2 separate regions of the Homo sapiens genome follow, and region 1 is linked to region 2. A link is a loop called in an ENCODE intact Hi-C map of the cell type or tissue named here. Cell type or tissue: GM12878. All regions are shown on one strand.

Region 1 (8,000 bases), 180 kb after region 2:
TTCATTCATCTTTATGGCAAAGTATTTTATGGTGTCTATGTATCACATTTTCTTTATCCAATCCACTGCTGATGGGCACTTGGGTTGATTCCATGTCTTTGCTATTGTGAACAGCACTGCAATTAATATGCAGGTATAGGTATCTTTTTGATAGAATGAATTATTTTCCTTTGGGTATACACCCAGTAGTGGGATTGCTTGGTCAAATGGTAGCTCTATTTTATGTTCTTTAAGAAATCTCCAAACTGCTTTCCACAGTGGCTGAACTAATTTGTATTCCCACCAATAGTGTGTGTCTTCACTTCTCTCCACAGCCTCACCAACATCTGTTGCTTTTTGACTTTTTAATAATCGCCATTCTGACTGGTATGAGATGGTATTTCATTGTGGCTTTGATTTGCATTTCTCTGATGATTAGTGATGTTGAGCATTTTTTTTTCATATGTTTATTGGCCACTTGTATGTTTTCTTTTGAGAAGTGTCTGTTCATGTCCTCTGAAGGTAAGCTTTTTGCTTTGAATCAAAACCATGCTTAGGCAATCTTCCATCTCAGCTTTGAAAAATACCCTAAGATACCTCAACTTGTCAGTCAGCCCTGAAAAAGCCATACCTCCTGCAATCCTGACTTGCCAATCTTTCTCAATGAAAAATTCTCTCTTTTATCTACCAAGTTGTCTCCAACCCTCTAAAATGTGTCTTGTATAACAATTCAGTTTGTTCACTCTGGAATTTGTTAGACTTATTTGTAGGATCTGACTATACAATGAGGACCATACTGACTGCAATTGGATGTATTTCTCCAACACGTTATTCCTCCCCTACCTCACCATCCCTACCGCCTACTACCACCACTATCAGTCTCCTTTCCAGAATTCTAAGCCAGTAATTGGCATGACAGAACATACCCTCAAAACATTCAGAGGAACAAATAATGGAAACAGTGCTGATGCATGCAAACTCTGTCTAGGCATGAACTAGGTATTCTAGTTCATTCTGTGTTGCTAATAAAAAATAGCTGAGACTGGGTTATTTATAAAGAATAGAGGTTTATTTAGCTCACAGTTCTGCAGGCTGAGAAGTTCAAGGGCATGGCCCTGGTTTCTGGAGAGGGCATTTGTGCTGTGTCACAACATGGCAGAGAAGGTCAAAGTCAAAGCAGACAGGTGTGAGGAAAGGAAAGCCTGAGGGGCATCCTGGCCTTATCACAACTCACTTTCAAGGAAACAAATCCATCCCTGCGAGAACTAATACAGTCTTACAGGAATGAGAACTCACTCCTGCAAGAACAGCCATTCATAAGGGATTACACCCTCATGACCCAAACACCTTTCACTAGGCCCTACCTCCCAATACCACCACACTGGGGATCAAATTCAAAATTAGTTTTAGTGGGGACAAACAAACCATGCCCAAACCATAGCACATAGAGTGTGTCAAATCACATATACAGTCACTTCAAGACTACATATCCAGAAGTGACAATTCTACATCTCGTAAGTCATAATGATGAAAAGAACTAACATTTATTGAGTGCTTTCTTGTTTAGTTCCTATAGTAATCCATCATGAAAAATAATAACACTGGCTTCCTAGTTGCCAGGCATTTAATTAACTCTCTTAATCCTCATAATGACCTCATGCCATGAGTTACTATTGTAATCCTCATTTTGCCGATGAGGAAACTGAGGGCTGGAGAGGTTAAGTAACTTGCCCAAGGTAATCCAGCCAGGGAGTGGTGGGGCTGGAATGTGAACCCCAGGTCAGTCTGTCTGACTGCAGAGACCAATCTCCTAACCCTACCACACTACCTTATTAGAAACATCTTTGAGCATGCAGCCCACATTATCCTGTTATGATAAAAAAAAAAATGCATGAAAATGCCTGCTTCCATCTATTTGGTGTTGAGAATGTTTCAAAGCACTTTCCCATCCCTGATGCATTTGATCTTCACAACAGTCCTGTGAGGAAGACAGGCATAGGCAACACCACCATTACATAGATAAAGACCAAACACAAAAGCTTGCCCCAAGTCCCACTCCACAAATGAGAGACCAAGCCAGAGTCAGAGTTCAATGTACAGTATACATTTTCAAAATGTGTTCTTTGGTATAGCTAGGGATTAAGTCTCCTCCACCTCCTTCATTCTGATTTCATCCTGAAGATTTGAAAGGAAGTGGGCAGCCCACAGCAGGTCATTAAACCCTCCAGCCAAGCTTTCCTATAAATGTAAAAACTACTTGAGTATACCTCACTTTGTCTTCCACATACCCCAACCCTTCAGGATCTGCAGTACCTGACCACATCCTGTGTCTTGAAAGAAAAAAAATGAGGGACCTTGACCCTTAAAAACTGGACACACTGAAGGTATGAACATATCTCATTGTGGATTTCTCACTTTAAAAACATTTATTGGACAATTACAGGTCCAAAATTCCAAAACCCACCTGGCAGGTGAGCAATACTCACCTGGCAGGGGAGATATCATGATCACCAAGCCCACCAAGTTCTGAAAACCAAAGTTTTTAAAAATAAATTCCCTATCAAACCTCTCATATGGCAGCAAAACCTGACATGCACTGATGGGAGGCAATTTATGGTGTTTATTTATCCCATTGCATCTAAGCATGCCCAGGTTTCACTGCTGAAAATTTATTGTGTTTGATTATAGTAGGGTTGCCAGATAAAACATAGGACATAGTTAAATTTAAATTTCAGATAAATAATGAATAATGTTTTTGTATAAGCATGTCCCAAAATTATAAGGGGCATTTAGTTATACTAAAACATTTTTGCTGTTTAGCTGAAATTCAAATTTAATTGGGCATCCTGTATTTTTATTTGCTAAATTTTGGAACTCTAATTATGGGTGCTGCCTGAAACCTCACTGGGAGTGTTATCTAATATATGGCATAGACAGCATATTACTGTTCTAAAATCTGACAAATTTAGAATTCCAAAACAAATCTGTCCCCAAGAGTTTTGTAAAAGGGATTGTGGACCACTGGACCTATAGCATCCTCCCAGCACTGGGCTTGGTACTTCATGGGGACTCAGCTCCCAAAGAGCAACAACCTCTCAAAGAATTATCCCATCACAATGCCTTGCCTCTTGAGCTTTCATTAGATTTCCCCTCTGCTGTCTTTCATAGGTCATTAGCATGCTTTCTGCTTTGATATATTTATTCTTCAAGGTATTTCCCCTCTAGTGTCCTGATTTAAACTAGTAGGACTGCAACCCACAGCTGACCTAACCACACTTTCTATGATTTCTTACTTGGCTTTAGTGAGTTTCCAGCCTCTCCTGTTCAATTGCTCTGACATGCTATGTCACTTTCTTCCTTCCTGGTAAGAAGCTTTCCAACACAGACTCCCCTTTACTTCCAGAACTCTCCTCTGTAGTAGGCAGTGAGCTCCTACCACCCTCTGCTGCCATCTCATGGCTAGGATAAGCCATTGCATTAGTCTTAATTCTGTTGCACTAGTTCTTTTTAGAGTCCATCACCGCCAACACAGAATTATAACATCTGCCAGGAAACCCCATTGGGCTAATTCTGACTGCTGTATGCACTTGCAAATGGAAAATTATACTTTAAAAAAATATGCGTTCTAAAACAGTTTTCAACCTCCTCCTTCAACCTAGCCTCACCTTCCTCCATTTAGTTCTAAGTAGTGAGGCTTAGCCCTAGTTTGAAATGAAAGATAGGGCTTCCAGTTGACTGATTTTGTGAGTCTGCACCTGTGTTGCCATTGATATTGGCAGCCCAGCTTGGGAACTAAGTCTGCTAGCTAATTGCAACAACAGAGCCAGCTTAGAACAAAATGTCTCAGTAATCCTTGGGTAAGAACATATCTTCTTTTTAAAAAATAAAACTAGCCATGGATTAGTGATCTGAGTGATTAAATATTAAACTGTGCTAGACAGAGAGTACATGTAAAAGGTAGGGGCTATTTCCAATCATTATCTGGACCTAAACTTTTGTCAAAACCTATTTCTTGATCTCAAATGTCTGCTGCAGTGGTTTACAAAAAAAAAAAAAAAATGCTGCACTGCTTAATGAAAGTATGACTCAGCAAGCTCACTACAATGGTGAGGGAAGAAAGGTGCTTGAACATTTCTTCCTCTTCGGGAACTTTTGCATTGCCACTGATTTCCCCTTTTGGGCGTTTTTCTCCTCTTCAGAGCCCAGCTTGATTGGCAACTAAAAACAAAACTCATTCTCTTGAGGGTCATTCCTGTAGAGGCGGGTTTTTAAACACATCCTTAACACACAACCGGACTATCTTCTGAAGAACTGAAATCTAACACAGTACACATTGGGCCCATTTCTATGTGCAGCCATTCACTGAAGGGAGTAGGATGCAGTTCTTAAAAGATCAGTAGACTTTTTCAAACCTCCCAGAAAGGCCCTTACCTCAGATCTTACTATAGCCAGTAACTGCTGTTTCTTCCTGATCCTCACCTTCTCCTCTGGTATAGGGGACGACTCATTCTCACCCTTCAAATTTTCTTTTCCTCTAAATGGACTAAAGGAAGAAGTGTTTACAGCTGTAAGTCTCCCAGCTCAAAGTCAGCTGATTTCTTTTAGGAAACATGGGAACATAACTCATTGCCAATTACTTTAGAGAACCACAGACCTATACTGCTTTATAAACCTCTGAATATTAAACATGTGTCAAGGTGACTTTTCTTTCAGTCTCACCTATTGCACTTTTTTGTACACACCTAAAAACTTAAAATAATCTGAAAATAACCAGTTAGGTGACTTAACTGTGAAACTGACTTGTTTTTATCCTAATGCTTTTCTTGCTGATAGCTTTCCCAGCAGGGAACAGGGTGGACTGAGCAGGGTAACAAAGATATTTCTCCTCTGACCATTGTCCATTCCTAATGGAGCCACTGGAAGCTTACTGCTGTGGCTTTTCTCTACCTCACAGCCTGGCTTATTTCTCAAAAGCCCATCCCCACGACCAGATCCTCTGCTTCTATGAGGGGACTTTCCCTTTTTTTTCATTGCCTCCTCAAGGAGTGGTGACTCAATTAATTATCAGGGAGGTCTATCTGTACCTCATTATTCTTAAATGAGCACTTAAGTACAATGTTTGACATCCAGTAGTCACTCAAATGTTAGATGTTGTTATTATTACTATTTAACCTCTCTGAGCCTCAGTTTTCTCATCTGTAAAATGGATGTAATAATAGTACAAACTTCCTAGGTTTGTTAATACATATAAACTGCTTTTAAAAGTATCCAAAACTTAGAAGGTTCTGTGTACATTTTATCTATGACTATTAAAACTTCTATTAGAGAAATAATTTAAGGACATATAGACTGCAAGGTGAAAAGAGAAACGTGTGTGTGGGTTTGGGGATGCTACGGCGGGGAAGAGTTGTGTGTGGATTATGTGTTTGAAATATGTTTTAGCGGCCGAAGAGAAATGCCCACTAGGCGTTAAACATTCAGGTGTAAATTTTAGCAGGGACGGAATGAAGAATTTTTTCACTTTAACAAAAACAGTAAATGCCTGCAAAGACCTTTGGGGGTAAGAAATGACATATATAGAAGTGTTCCTCCACTTCCTAAGCTTACCGTCTACTAAGAAGGCTGAGTCACTGATTCTACATAGAAGTACATGTAACACAAGGTAGGCTCTGAGAGGTACCACAGGGAAAAAGCAAAGTGGTATGAGCTCAAGGAGAGAGGTCACACCTCTGGCTGAAGCAATCAGGGAGGGCTTCCAGAAGGAAGTGATTTTCTGATTTCATTATTCACCGCAGCCTTTTCTTAGGACTCTAGTGCCTGCTGATTTTTTCCATCTCTGAATGCTCTAAGATCCCAAAGTGTGGTGCCTCATGACAAAGCAGTGAGCTTTTCCTAAAGCTAAATAGATCCAGATTGAATGACTGTCCTTTATTCTGTCCTTTCTTTTATAAAATGGTGGTAACAGGAGATCAAAGGGGTGTGGGCTTTTCTCATGTCCTTACTTGGCAAAACAATCTCCTGATTTGGAGAGGAGTGGCCTTAATCAGTCTGTGAGAGCCAACCATCTGGGAACCTGACATGTTTACCATCTGTACCATTTATGTGGGCGTCTGAACACAAACATTATTGTCCTGTTACTTGTTTCGCATGAGTTAGGCTAGTATCCCTTCAAAAGAGCTCCTGCAGGCCAGAATCATGGCTGGTCTCTCTTGCGATGACCCTCTCCCACAGGCCACACGGAGCTGGGCACAGAGCAGGTACTCCAAAATACTTGTTGAAAGGCCTAAACTGAATCACATTAATCTTGCACTTCCCTTGCAGTAAGCAAGTCAAATTCTATTCTGCCTTGAGTTAAGCATGTGAATCAGGCATTAAATCCTATTGATCCTTTAGACAGCTGTAGAAACAAAAGTCACATACAGTAGACTGGTGAGGGGCTGGGAAGATAATTCTCTTCACTGAATGAAAAAATTCAGAACTCTGCTGCAGTGAAATCAAAGCTATTTTGCTAGTTTTCTGGCAGAGGGGTGGTCTCTTTCCAGTAGAACCTGACATTTTTCCTATCAAGAAATATTCCTAGGAGGGGCCAAGAGCCATTGGGCCCCTCCATTGACAACACAGCTTTATGTCAAAGAAAGCCAGGGCTTTTCCAAAAGTTGTGTGCAGTAAGGAAAAAATACAATAATGTTCAGCCCTTGTCTGGGAGTATTGCAGAACTGAAGCACTGAAGAGGGAAAACAATCAACAACTGCAGTGAGGATCCTAGCTCATTTGTGAAGAAAAGATTTAGACAGATTAAACAGGGGGATTCCATACAGATCTGGCCTGGGGCGGGCCCCATCACTTCTGGGCTTTGCTAGCCTTCAGGCCCCTTAACTGGCTAATATGATATACCCACTTTAAGCTGTTAAGGTAGTTGATAGTTTTGTATATTACCACTTCCTACAAACATGAATATAGTTTCAATGCTTTAATCCAAAGAAATAAATTATGTGGGCATTTCAATCACTGGCCGCAAGGCCAATGGGGAAGATACTGGGAAATTTAGCTTTCTGCATGCCTCTGATCATACCATCCATGGATTGTCAGAGAGTGCAGTGTTTGAAAGCTTGGTCTATGGAATCAACCAAGCTAGTTCCCCAGTCCTGGCTCCACCATTTACCAAGAAATGTGACCTTGGGCTCTGTCCTATCAGCTGTAAAATGATATAATTCTATATCTGCCATTAGCGTTGCTGTGAGATGATGCATATAAAAAATCCAGCACAGTTGCTGGCACATTATAAGAGCTCAATCTTTGATATGTAATCTTCCAATGTTAAGAGTAGTTCCTAGTTGCAACTCCCAGGAGACTTGTGTTAGCTACTGGACTCCTTTCACACACTAAGGAAGGAAGAATTTGGAAAGAGAGTATTCCACCAAGATTTATCCAGCACAGAGCTATTTATTCAATCACTCATTCATCAAATATCTATTCAGCATTCATCTTGTACCAGGCATTTTGCAAAATGTTGGGAATATAATAAAGAATAAGACAAGCTCCCAGTCCTTGACCAACACTCAGTCTTATAGCTTTTAAGAAGCTGGCCGGGCACGGTGGCTCACTCCTGTAATCCCAGCACTTTGGGAGGCCAAGGTGGGCAGATCACGAGGGCAAGAGATCAAGACCATCCTGGCCAACATGGTGAAACCCTGTCTCTACTAAAAATACAAAAAATTAGCCAGGCGTGGTGGTGTGCGCCTGTAGTCCCAGCTACTCAGGAGGCTGAGGCAGGAGAATTGCTTGAACCTGGGAGGCTGAGGTTGCAGTGAACAGATATCACACCACTGCACTCTAGCCTGGCGACAGAATGAGACTCCGTCAAAAAAAAAAAAAAAGAAGCTGCTAGAGGCCGGGCACAGTGACTCATGCCAGTAATCTCAGCACTTTGGGAGATCTAGGTGAATGGATTGCTTGAGCCCAGGAGTTCAAGACCAGGCTGGGGGGGGTAACATGGCAAAACTCCCTCTCTACTAAAAACA
Region 2 (8,000 bases):
CTTTTATTGTTTGTTTTTCTAATCTCATGAGTTAACCATGCTCATTACAGAAAGGTCAGAAACTACAAATAAGCAAACAGGAGAAAAAATTAAAATACCAATAAACACCTACCAATTCAGACACAACTACTGTTGACACCTTGGTGTTCCAGACACTTTTCTATGCATGTTAGAGTCTATGATACGTTTTCTTTCATATTCTAGTGTTTCTGGAATTGGGCTGTATCTTCTAATTGATGTTCATAGCTGATGTGGTAATCCTTCCCTCCCTCACAAATATGGTTAGGGTTATCATACTGATGATGTGTCTTAAAACTGTGGCATCTCAGGGTCCATGAGGGATCTTATATTTTTCCCCCAAATTATGTCAGATTGCTGTTTTGAAACATGCTTTTATCACTCATCACTCTCCCCTCCTTTTTTTTTTTTTTTTTTTTTTTTTGATACGGAGTCTTGCTCTGTCGCCAGGCTGAAGTGCACTGGCGCGATCGCGGCTCACTGCAACCTCTGCCTCCCAGGTTCAAGCGATTCTCCTGCCTCAGCCTCCCAAGTAGCTAGAACTACAGGCACACGCCACGACGCCCAGCTAATTTTTGTATTCCCCTCCCTTTTATTTCTTGGCATGATGCCATGTCAGTAGATATTTTTCTACCAAAAGTATATTTAGTGAATGCAAAACCACTCCACTGATTGGTTGCACTGTATTTTTTTTAACCAAACACCTATTGCTGAGCATTTAAATCATTTACAACTTTTCCCAACTACAAACAGCATTGGCGACAGATATTCACTGAAGAATTGAGGTTATACTAGGTGCCAGACATAATACTGGGTGCTAGAGATAGAGAAATGAACAAAATAGATGTGGACTCAACCCTCCAGAAGTTGATAGTCTAGTAGAAACAGCGGGCATTAAACAAGTGAACACTTTCATGTATATTTGTAGAGATTTATTAAATATCAAACACTGTGAAAGATAAGAACAGTCTTTCTTTAGATTAGACAATCAGGAAAGGGCTCTCTAAGGAAGGAGTAATTAAGCTGAGATCTGAAGGATGAGAAAGAAATAGCCAGTGAAGGGAAGGCTGCACCAAACTAGACTCCCACAAGTACAGCAGGAAATGCCCACTCTCTTGCTGATATGGAATAAATAGTCTCCTTTTTCTTTACCATTCTGCTGGAGGATGAAAGGATTCTCATTATTTTTTAATTAGCATTTTACAAATTATTTCTAAGGTTGAACATGTGTTCTTACTTCATGTCGTTTTGTCTCCCTAGAAGAGCTTATCAATAACACTGTATTCACTGCTGTGACGAGGTCATATCTACTATACACCACAGCATAAAGCTAGGGCAATGGCTGTTGAAGTGTGCTCCCTCTGGAACCTCCAGAGTATATCAGCATCACTTGGGAACTTGTTAGAAATGCATATTCTCAGGGCCTACCTCAGACCAACTGAATCAGAAATTCTGGGGGTGAGGCCTAACAATCTGTCCTAACAAATCCTCCACATGATTCTGATATATTATAAAGCCTGAAAACCACTTTCAAGAAAATATTCAATGGATATTTGTGGATGGATGCAGTTCCAACATCCTAGGATCCTAGGATGCTCCTCCAAATACATAAATCAGAGAATATAGACCTCAATTGAAGCACAAAACAGAGTTTTGTGCTGAAAAGTTTGTGCTGAGAGTTCATTCATTTATCCAGCAAATATTTTTGAGCATCTACTATGCTTAAGAACTTTGCTACATACTGAAGATTTAATAAGGAAATAAGACAAGAGTCCCTGCCCTCACAAAGCTAATCGTCTAGTGGAGCGATTCCTTCTCAAAGTGGGATGGACGGCCAAGGAAAGTTCTAGCATGCACTGTTTTTGAACTCTTGAAAAGCAAGGAAAATGGAACAATGGTAATATAAACACATTGTGGTCAGGATAAGTGAGACAAAAGTGAAAAGAGAGAAGCGGACAGAGATGGTCTGTCCATCTTGGTCCTGCTGAGTCTCCTCTACAAACTGCTCCAGAACAGAGGTAGATTCCAGATGGGAGAAATGCCAAGGTCCTACACAGTTATTATTATTCACATATTTCTCTAAATTGTATGCATCATTTCCCTTTTCTAGGCAGCATAGTCTCAGCTTCCTTAGATTCCTGAAGTGTGCCCCAAGGATTTGTAGCTCTATGTTAATGTGATACATAAAATAGAGTCACCTTGACTTCACATTTATCTGGCTTATGTAAGCTCTAACCTTTTACTGCAGTGCAACAGAAATGCCAGACCCATTTTGTATAGGCACATAAACAAATACTCTGATTCTAAATAATATATTGGGGACCCTGGTGACTATGAGAGCATGACAGCCTACAGGGAGTTAGGAATTAAGCTACTGATCCAAGCTCTGGTGTGGAGGGAGGCACCAGGCTCTGGCTCCACTTCTTTTCCCAAGAAAACTGCTCATTGCAGTAAAGTCTTTGGAAAGAGCTTCAGAATTTTTCCTTCCACTGGCTATAAATCAAGGAAGCTATCTAGAGAAGGGGTCTGATGAGATCACTCACCCACCAAGTCCAATAGCCTTGAACAAGCTCTTTATAATCCTTTCTTCTAATCTAAAAGAAATAAAGCAAAAAAAAAAAAAAAAAAGGTGGGGGTGGCGGTAGACGGGGCTAGTTATGAAGTTATGATGCATCTAGTTTTCTTTCCCCCCTAGAGCAGGGTTTCTCAATCTCTGCACTCTTGACATTCTAGGCAACATAATTATTTGTTATAGGGCTGTGCATTGTAATAGGTTTGGCAGCACCCCTGGCATCCACTGACTAGGTGCCAGTAACTCCTCCTCAAGTTGTGACAACCAAAAATGTATCCAGACATCACCAATGTCCCCTGGAGTGTGGGGAGGGAATCTCCTCAAGTTGAGAACCACAGCACTAGAAATTAAAGCAGTTAGAAATCCCAGATATTAACCCCTGGAAAGCCACGTGGACTTTATTTTCCCAGTTTGATAAATCGAATCAGTTTAAATACAGAAGACACCACTCAACGGTTCACAAAAATAATTTGGATAGTTATCTCTCTCCCACTTATAATAAACCCTTAACTGCCTCCATTGACTTTAAATAACTCAACATTATCAGAGCAATGAGGTGAATTACTGAGGGCCAACAATTGAGGGACTCAAAATCAAGTTATAATGATTACTCCTTGCAAATGTATAATAATTCATGTTTTACACATCTGTCAATTTGAATTCATTTTAACTTTCATTGGTTATTTCTGTGTGCCAGGGGCCTTTAATTTTCATACCACCTATATTAGTTTTCTGTGACTGCTGTAACGAATTCTGCTTAAAACAACATAAATTTATTGTCTCACAGTTCTGAAGGCTAGAAGTTCAAAGTCAGTACCACTGGGCCAAAATCACTGTCAGCAAGGCCACACTACCTCCAGAGGCTCTAGGGGAAAATCATTTTCTTGCCTTTTCCAGCTTCTGGTGGCTGTCAGCATTCCTTTGACTTGTGACCACATTACTCCCATTTCTGTCTCCAAAGCAACCTTACCTATTCCTCTTCTACAGGTCATCAAATCTCCCTCTGTCCCCCTGTTATAAGGTACATGTGATTGCATCTATGGCACATCAGATAATCCAGGATAATCTCCCTGTTTTTAAATTCATTATTTGATTACACCTGTAAAGACCTTCCCCCACACCCCATCTCTTTGCCATGTGAGGTAATATTTACAGGCTCCAGGGATATGGATATGGGGGAACGGAAGGACTATCTATTATCAGCCAATTATACCACCCTTGTGACGCAGGCAAAGATTAATATTTATAGATGAGAAAATAGTGGCACAAACAAGTTAAATGGTTTATAAGAAGTTACATGCTGTGAGAGATTGGCACAGATGGGACAAGAATCCAGGGCTTCTGACTCCTCTTTTGAATTACCCATGGCCCAGAAGAATAGAAACCTATTCTCCCCTTCCTCCAGCAAACAGTTAAAAGGCACTGTGAAGTTAGTATAATCATGAAGGATTAGAGGATGGAGTTTACAGGCTAGCGAGGATTCTGGAAAGCCTCATATCATTCTGAGGGGCTTAGGGGTGAGAAATCACACAGAATTTTCCAAGATATTAGAATAGCACAAGGAAAATGAAAGGAGATGATATGGTATGAGAAGAAAGCAAACTGTAGCCTTTTAATATTCATTGAGTCCATGACAGCATAATGTTTCACCTGCTATTTAGCATTTCACATTGGCAACACTGAGTAGGGCATATGCTGTGTATAATTTTATGAAGCTCTTTAACAAAATAGTCTATGGTTGAATTTTCACAATATCTCTGTATGGAAGGGCAGTCATTATCATCATTCCATTTCATAGGTGAGGAAACTGAGGTTTGGGGAGTTAAGAGATTTTCCCAAGCTAGAATAAAATCCAAGCCTTTTTCCTTTTATGATAATTGTCTTTTCTAATTATTGTCCCTCATGTAAGAATGATATATACAGGTGTCTCATAAAGTTATAACCCATAGCTACTGAGTTATCAGTATAGATGACAAATGTTACTTTATATTCAACCTTCAGGAGACCCAGTACCCTTCAGGCACTTTTCATGTAATTCAGATACACAAACAACAGGTGGCAGTAAGTGCCTTAGGTAAGTGATTTGAATGAACAAATTTAAACTTAAATATACTTATTTTAAACTATGACAAAAATGGTAGATTTTCAGGATTTCCGTTTTATTGTTTACAGTTGCTAGTCTATCTTATTCTATGCAATATGTTCAGATGTGTTTAAAGGTCAAATGTATAAAATAACTTCAAGAAAATAAAAATCTGTTATTTGCTGTCTTTCAAAATAATTCCTGCTAACTGCAATTAAACTAAAGTTTTGTCTTATCCTGAGACTAAAATTAGAATATTCATTTCCACTTTACTCTAAATATTTTTAAAATCTAACTTCCTCCTGATTTTAAAATTAGATTTTAAAATCTAATTTCTTCAAGATTTCTATTTAACTTACTGACAAAAGAGCCATGGGATCTTTTACTCAAGTGGAAAAAGCTTTTATCATTTCCCATTTTCTCTCTAAGTTTTCAGGGAAAGGACTTAAAGAATGAGGAAATAGTAGGCAAGGACATTTCTCCTCTTGAGTTCCCTATCTCTAGCTTTTTTTTTTTTTTTTTTACCTCTTCTCAACAGAGAAACTATCAAACAGCAGTGTGTTACCACTGAAAGTACAGAGTCTTTTAACTTTTTTTTCTATCAGAATGAAGTAAGTTTTCACGCTAGGTCTTAAAATGATAGCAACTAGCAGCATTCCCCTTCCTGTTTATCACATGTAAATTTCAAGTTACACTAAGCCAGTAGCTACTTTTGGAAATACGTGTTAGGAAGGGGAATGCTGCTAGTTTAACTACCTGTAACATCCACACAGTGGCTTCTGCCACAGATAGGCTCCTTTTTTCAAGGCTAAGAGATACAAACATACAGCTCACACCAACACAGCAAATCAAAGAACCCGCACATTTAAGTACTTTTTATACGAAAATGTTCATTTGTTACATTAAAGATACACTGGCATTTGTAGTAAACAATATCCACATTGTCAGTCAACTTTAAAAGTAACACTAATCTAGGGTTGGCTCTGCACTAGGGACTTTGAGAACTCAGGAGAAATGTAAACCACAGTTCCTACCTCAAAAGATTTACAGCCTAATTGAGGAGGTGGCATTTCTAAATGATGCATTTGTATTATATATCAGTATAACATGTACATAAGTTCATATTCAAAAGAATGGTTACAGATACCATGAAGTACAGTGGATCATGGTAGAAAGGAAGGTTTCATGGAGAAGAACTTAAAGGGTGAATATATTTTGCATAAGCATATAAAAGAGGCAAGAATAGTTCAGGAATAGAATAAGTCTCACGAAGGCAGGGGGTTGAGAATGAACCTGGTAGGATTGAAGGTCAGATGGCACTTGCCTGGAAGGAGGGGAAATTTGGTAAAAAAAAAAAATATAGCTAAGATATATTACAGTCTTAAAGGTAGAGAGTTTGAAAAATATGATCAGTTTATAATACTTTTCATCTGCCCCTATATAGAGGCTGGATCTAATAGTTAAAAATGAAAGTTTAAGCCAGAGTAGTAGTTAGGAGTACTGGACAGAAGAAAAGCCAGGTGTTGGGAACCGAAGAGGGCTAATCCATGAGATGAGAAGAAAAGACAGGGGCCATGACCTTGAGGAGGTAAGCTACAAAGGATCAGAAAGCCATTAGCATGAATAGAAGCCTAACAAAAATTTAAAAAGGGTGATGAGTTCTATTTGGCATGGTGAGTCTTTAAGAGTGATAGTACCTTTACAAAAGAAACCACAGAAGATGGGATCCCACATAGAAGAAGACAGTTAAAGGAAAAAGCATCCTTGCCTCTTGGAGCAACTAAACACAACCCATCATTAACATCAGAGTCCCCAGGTCCAATGTGGCACCCTTTATTTTTCCTCCAAATGTTCAGCATCGTTTATCTTCCTTTCTCGCGGATCCTGCATTTAACGGCTGTCACATTGCTTGGGAAACTTGATTGCAACACGGTCATTTCATGGGCACCAGTCAGAAGGCTTATACCAAAGTCCTTGCAAAAGACAATTTTCATATAAGATATGTACTTGTCATATCTGCGGTGAGCATCTGTCAGTCTCGTCATAGGCTGCACATAGAGAATTAGTTTATAATCCTTAACACTCCAGCTTCCCATGCTGCTCCTCCTGAGTGGATTGAGACATGCAAATTAAGCTTGTTTTATTTGATTTGCATTTGAGTAATTGCCTACTGTCCATAAAGTAATGATAAAACAAAAACCTTTTCCAAATTGACCAGCTTACCTAAAACCATTGAGAATAAGAGAGAGTCGAGCTATAAAATGCCTTTCAGAAATAAGAGGAGCCACGTTCATAAAACACATTGATTTCTTTCCTACTACAGAGCTATAAGCAATATTACCTGTGGAAAAAAAATAGATCAGAGATTTCTGTCATTTTCAAGGCACTGGTCCGGAAATCGGCAAACAAAACTTCAGCAAGATCTCCTAAATCCTCTTTACCAGCTGAAGCAGTTGGTTGCATTGCAAATGAAAAATTAAAAAGATAGGATCTTCAAGGTCACCAGGGAGACTATGTCGACCCCTTACCCCCAGAGTTGTCAGTAGAGTATAGCAGTTTTAAGGATGTGGACTGGAGAATTTGACTGCTGGTGTTCAAATTCAGGTCTGCTCACCATTAACTGTGTGAGCTTGGGCAAGTTATTTCACCTCTCTGAGCCTCAGTGCTCTCCTCTGTAAAATGGAGATAACAATATTTCATTCACAAAGAGGATTAAATGAGTCAATGTATTTAAAACACATAACATGGTGTCTGGCACACGGTAAGTATTCAATGGATGTTATGATTATAATTTCAATTTCTTTCCAGCCATATGGCCCTTTGTCATCAGTTTCATAGGTCTTAGCGGGTAACTATAATTCTAATGCTTATAATTATTAACTTTTCTTTATACAAAAGACATCACTTATGCTCTTGTGCCAAATGTAGCAGATGCTGTCATACCAATACTTTTTTACCCTTACCACTTCAGTGCCTGCCACCCCCAAATTCCTACTGCCAGCACCTGCATTTCTTTCCCTGGGGACTTTTTCTGGATTCCAAACTTGTTTTGCCAACTTGTATAGTAGGTTGGAAATGCTGAGAAATTAATGGCCCCAACCAAAGACTGATAGGAGTCAGCGTACTCTCACCTCTCAGGTGGGGTAACTCTGAAGGAGATGTCTTACACTGCCTCCAAGACTTTCCCCTGAAGACTTAAGCCCCAGACACTCTGTCTGTGGCAGCAAATGTGATAATGTTGTCTTTAACACGTGCTTACTTGTTTCACTGCTCCATTCTTCTATCACTATTTCCTTCAACTCTGAAACAAACTACTTATACTTGAAT

What was found. A loop is a pair of places that touch in the nucleus more often than their neighbours do. Peaks named below come from ENCODE experiments on the same cell type or tissue, not always from the same donor. Only the 100,000 strongest peaks of a DNase experiment are listed, where the experiment ranks them.
Region 1: it touches region 2 in a loop (6-fold over the local background); 18 of 110 quality-filtered maps call a loop at or near these places.

What each region holds. Positions count from the first base shown.
Region 1 is chrX:111,865,189-111,873,188 of GRCh38, reverse strand. The region is part of intron 3 of TRPC5 (transient receptor potential cation channel subfamily C member 5); the gene reads left to right. Among named protein-coding and RNA genes, the nearest start is that of TRPC5OS, 7.0 kb to the left of the region's middle. RefSeq lists a silencer at 4,340-4,389. In GM12878, a CTCF peak has its summit at 3,431 (motif pointing left); DNase peaks (open chromatin) are centred at 3,258 and 4,128; H3K27ac peaks cover 784 bases.
Region 2 is chrX:112,040,842-112,048,841 of GRCh38, reverse strand. All of the region lies in intron 1 of TRPC5 (transient receptor potential cation channel subfamily C member 5), which reads left to right. Among named protein-coding and RNA genes, the nearest start is that of TRPC5, 38 kb to the left of the region's middle. In GM12878, a CTCF peak has its summit at 4,647 (motif pointing right); no DNase peak of the experiment used is centred here.